Linked DNA regions of Homo sapiens: region 1 is linked to region 2. A link is an interaction called in ENCODE POLR2A ChIA-PET data of the cell type or tissue named here. Cell type or tissue: MCF 10A. All regions are shown on one strand.

The links. Peaks named below come from ENCODE experiments on the same cell type or tissue, not always from the same donor. Only the 100,000 strongest peaks of a DNase experiment are listed, where the experiment ranks them.
Region 1: POLR2A ChIA-PET joins it to region 2 with 5 read pairs; 5 of 35 experiments call an interaction of 5 or more read pairs at or near these places.

The regions. Positions count from the first base shown.
Region 1 is chr2:237,201,249-237,203,748 of GRCh38, reverse strand. No RefSeq gene overlaps it. Among named protein-coding and RNA genes, the nearest start is that of COPS8, 120 kb to the right of the region's middle. RefSeq lists an enhancer at 2,334-2,500. In MCF 10A, no CTCF peak of the experiment used is centred here; a DNase peak (open chromatin) is centred at 1,528.
Region 2 is chr2:237,403,570-237,406,069 of GRCh38, reverse strand. The region is part of intron 1 of COL6A3 (collagen type VI alpha 3 chain); the gene reads left to right. Among named protein-coding and RNA genes, the nearest start is that of COL6A3, 9.3 kb to the left of the region's middle. In MCF 10A, no CTCF peak of the experiment used is centred here; no DNase peak of the experiment used is centred here.

The DNA of each region.
Region 1 (2,500 bases), 200 kb after region 2:
GTGTCATTTTAAGCCACCAAGTGTGGAGAAATTTGTTATGGAAGCTGCAGGATGCTAAGGAGGATCACACAGGATAGGTACCAGCATGGAGCATGGGGAGTTCACTTGCATTTGAGCGAATGATGGTGAGGATGCTACGGGAAAAAGCCAGTGTCAGAAATTGAGAGGTCACAGAAAGACAGAAAACAGGAGCAGGATTACAATCTCCCTCCTCAAGGGATCCAGCCCAATCCAGGTCTCCCTCTGATATTCTCAGGAGCCTGGTGATGGGCTCTGCATCCAACTGCCATGGCCCAAATCCTGGTTTCATCTCAACCCAGATGGGTGCACTCTAGGAAGCTGCATGGCCTCCTGGCCTCAGTCTGCCCTTGAGAGGAAGCTGGTGATACTAACAGCTCTTGTGAGCGCTTACGCAGCTGCTGAATGGCTAAACGCAGAAGGGAAAAGCGGCTCTTGTGAGATGGGAGCAGTAAAGTGATTTGCAGATGATAGAAGCAGCTGGTAGTGCCAAGGGATTGACTTTCAAGCAGCAGGAGTGACGGCTGGGAGGTGGCCTTGTGGAGAGAGGAAGCTACCGGTGCCACTTCATTTACAGCTCTGTCCAGAAAATTCTCTCCCTTCTCTCTCATGTCTCATGCCTTGGAGTCAGGAATTGGAGACTTTCACTGACCCCTCAAGGACTTCTATGGACCCTGCTTCCCCAAGATTCCACCTGGCTGGGCTAGAATTCCCCCCACAGGCTGCTAAACATGCCCCTGCCTGGTGCTGCCCACAAGAGGGCTGGCCTCTGCTTTCTGAACTCCCAGGCTTCGTACAGTGAGATGCAGTTAGCCACGCTTCTTCGTCCCAACAGCACGGTGAGGGTTAAGACCCAGCTGAGAGTTTCAGGCAACCCATGGAAAGGGCGTCACTGACCTTTGGGTATCTTAGATGTGGGCAAGGTGTGGACCCTGAGAAATGGAATGGGACAGGGCTGATGGGTCTGTAAGTGTGAGCTTCCTGTCTGAGGCTTGCGAGCCACAGGTCACCGCTCCACGTCCCCTGTCTGGGGAATGCTATCATCGCAGACTCATGGAAGATTGCTTTTCCTTGCCTGAAAGCAAAGCCATCTGAGCTCACTGCCCATTCGCTTTCCCCCTTCCTTGGAACTTGGGCAACTGCTCTTTGTCCCTTCGTTCTCTGGTGTTGAATTGCCTGGAAGCCTTTGGCAAAGGAGCTGAGGAAATATCCTTTGATTCCCAGAGATAATGGAATACCCATAATGTCCGCAGAAGGCTGCTCAGCTCTTAATTCAAATGCCAACAACATAAACACTTCCATTCTCTATGTTGAAGTCTTCAAAAGCAAAAATAGTTCTTCCTTAGGTCAGCAGTCCTTAGCTTGTGGTTGCACCCCCAGTGGGAAGTTCCAGTCACTTACAGAGTGGGAGGTGGGTGAAAGATTAGGAACAAATGTCCGGACCCTGTGGACTGGGAGAAATTCAGCTCCGCAGAGCCCCAGAGGCACTAAGGCTCAGTGTGACTCATCCCAGGGGCAGTGACAATAGCCAAAGGTCTGTGACCGCAAGGCAGCAAACCGGGTGACTCACCCTCAGGGCCTCCTGCTATCCACCCACAGCTTCTTGGTTATGGGTTCTCCCCTACCCCACCCCCAGAAGGGCCGGCCAGACAGGGTACCACCACATGCTATTTCCCACAGTTCCAAGACAGTACCCACGGCTCAGAGCCAGAGCCGGGCACGTGCATGAATGTTTTCAGATGACTTTTTTTTTTCCACTAAAGAGTTAAATGCTTGAAAGTAGAGTTCAGGCTTGGCCAACTCAGTTTAGAGCAAGAAATGGAAATGTTGTGGTTGTGTTTAAAGGGTAATTTTATTTCCCTCAGCGAAATAAGCCTGAGTATACCAGCCTTGGGAGGCCTGTGCAGGCCATTGAACTTCTAGAAACTTTAACAATCACCCTCGAAGGGCAATATTTCCTCTCCAGCCAGCCGGACTGGTCCTCCTAGGGCACTCCCAGAGCCCAGCTGCCTCACTGGTGGTGCGTGTCCTCCTGGAGGGAGGGAGACAGGGGCCCAGCTCCTCTGTAAAGACGGCCGAGGAATGCCTCAGGGTCCCTGTGGAGTCAGCTCAGTCCTCTGAGTTTTCTCACCCTGAGTCCTACCCGCACATTTGTATTTGTGAAAAGAGAAAAAAGGAAAGTCACTAACAAGGAGGAAGGCAGGTTCAATCCCTGCTTCCCTTCCCCCTTCCCTCTTATTATGTCTCCAGGTGCCACCACAGCTTGGAGGTGAAGCTTCCCAATGACCAGTGAGCAGAAGCCAGTGCTAACAAGGGAGGCAAAACTGGGACCAGGACCCTGGAAACATCACCTGGAAAAAGGGGCTTCTGAGGGGACCTGGGTGAGGCGCACACGGTGTCTGCTTCAGATTCTGAAGCTGCTCTGGGCTCAGGTGAAAGACAGCGTGGATGGTGTAGCGGGCAGTGGGATGCAGAGAGCCAG
Region 2 (2,500 bases):
CTTTTTAGAATGAGGCAGAGTAAACAAAAAGATGAATAATCCTAAACAGAAAGATGAGAATGAAAATGTGATGAATGTCTCTTATTGAATCTGTTTCCTTTAGGACACAGAATCTAGGATGAAGGAACAGACCCCTTCCAGCCCAAGGATCTCAAGCAGCCAATTCTGAGTCTTTTTTTCATATTTGAAAGAATGATAGTAGACAGCCGACTTCCATTGACATAGAATCTGTGGTGTGTCACCACCAAGGAAGTCTATTTTTTCCCCAAAAGGCATGGGGAGTTTCCTTGAGATCTGGGCCAAATCTGGCACAGCCTCTAGGGTTTCCCGGGGTTCTTCCCATGAGCTTTGGAAATGCTAACTTGGGTTAGGGTTCTGGTTCTATGTTGTTTTTATCTATGTAGCTTTGAACAATCACTTTGCCTTGCTGGGGTTTCAATTTCTCAGCTATAAAATGGAGGGAAATCAGCCATCGGATGGTTGGGAGGAGGGCGTGAAATCCCACCCACAAGACAGAAGCCCAGGAAACGTTACCAGCACTCTCCTCTCTCCTTCCTCCGGGAGGGTGGTGTCGGGGAATGAGCGCGGATGGCTGCCTCATTCCCTCTTGTTGAAGAGGGCGGGTGGTCATCTGGTGAGATGGTGTTTGACATCTTTTAATAATCTAAATGAAAAAGTTCTCCAAAATTTGCTGCCAGGGAATTTCGTTTTTTTATAAATGGAGACTCCAGGACATGACAAACAATAGAAGAGAGTTAATTGCAAACGAAAATATCAGCAAATATTCAACAGCTGGGCTAGGAGCCCACGAGCCACAAGACCTGCTTCCCGCATGATGGCAGGAAAGTGTGTGGGGCCAAAGGCGTTTTTCCCACCTGGGAATTCAGCTCAGTCAAACCATATGGGTTCTGAATCATCAGTGGAGCCTGGATAACGCATTGTCCTACAGGCATTATCTCCCGTCCTTTTCAGAGCTGGAAGGGCTCCTTTCCTTCTCTTCCCTCCCCTCCTCTTCCCTCAATATCTGGATATATTCTGGATAAAATAATTCCTGTGCACAGTGTATTTATCCCATTACTTTGTGTTCCAATGGGAAGTATCTCCACTGAGGGGGCTACTCCTCCAAAGATTCACATCTTGAAAATAAAAATCTTTACATATGATTTTCAATGAACTAAAAGTTCATTTTACTCAGAATGGTTGAAGTAAGTGAGTGATGTCTTAGACTTCCCGGATTTTATTTTGTAACTATTTAGATTGTATTGAGCACTCTGGAAGATGAGAAATGTAATTTTGGAATTGCTCCAGAGTGAGCCCACTCAATGCTTTATATGTGACAGAATCAGTGGATTCAAAGGCTTTCACTGTGTGAGGTATGGGAATGATTAAGAAAACCATTAGCAAAACCTGCTCAAGGCATAATTCACTTGTGCTCTTTGTCAATGCTCCCTGCACAGGTGTCTGCAGCTCTTCCCATCCCAGACTCAACAGTGAGGAGACAGCTCTCATCTTATCATGTCCTATTTTTTCCACCTGGATTACAAAGCCGAATGCTTTACAAAGAGCCTCTATAATACTCTTGTGTTCTCATTCACAAACAAAAATACCACTTAAAATCATGCCTCTTGAACATGGATTAAACATTTAAAGTAATCGAACTGGATCTTCCAGAAGATTTGCATTAAAATTTTTAATTGAAGCAGTGATGCTTAAACTTTTGGGGGGTGAGGAGTGGCACAACTGCCTTTTAGAATCACATACAAACATGGACCCTTATCTCCAGAAAAACCCTCATCCATAGATGCAATTTTGCACTCAACTGTGGGAGGATCATAGACTCTTTGAATCTGTTGATCCCGTATTAAAACATTGATCTGGACCAGTTACAATAATACAGGTTGTTTTGGAAAGAACAGGCCATTTTCTTAGAAAGAATCTAGCAGGAAGCTTACCTTTGCTAAAAAAAAATTGACGCTCAAGCTTGATAGAACGAATCAAGAATAGCACATATAAAATGTACTTTTATATTATTCTGAAGTGTATATCATTATTTAATTGAGGTCATACAAAAAATTAGATATTGCAATTGCTTTTTTTTTTTATTTGAAGAAACACTCAGGAATGGGTCTAACAGACTGTAGGGAAGAAAGGTAGAGCTTGGTGGAAAAGTCTGGAAGGTTCCCAGGGTTGCATGGGCTTGAGGGATTCCTAGAGAGTGAAGGGGCAAAGTTGGGGCTGTGGCACGGTGGGGGTAGGGTCAACCTAAGTGGAGGGAGGAGAACAGGCAGTCCAGCCTGTCGGGGGTCCCTGAGCCCTGCTGTGCTGCGACCGGGCTAAAGCTTGGGAGCATTATCAAACCACAGCACAAGCACTGGAGACTGCTCTTCTACATTGTGTTAACATATATCCATGTCCAAAAGGCAGTGACCATTGCAAGGGAAAAAAAATCGGGCTGAGCTTTTGCAATACTGCCGCTATCACCACTCATTGCTGTCACTTT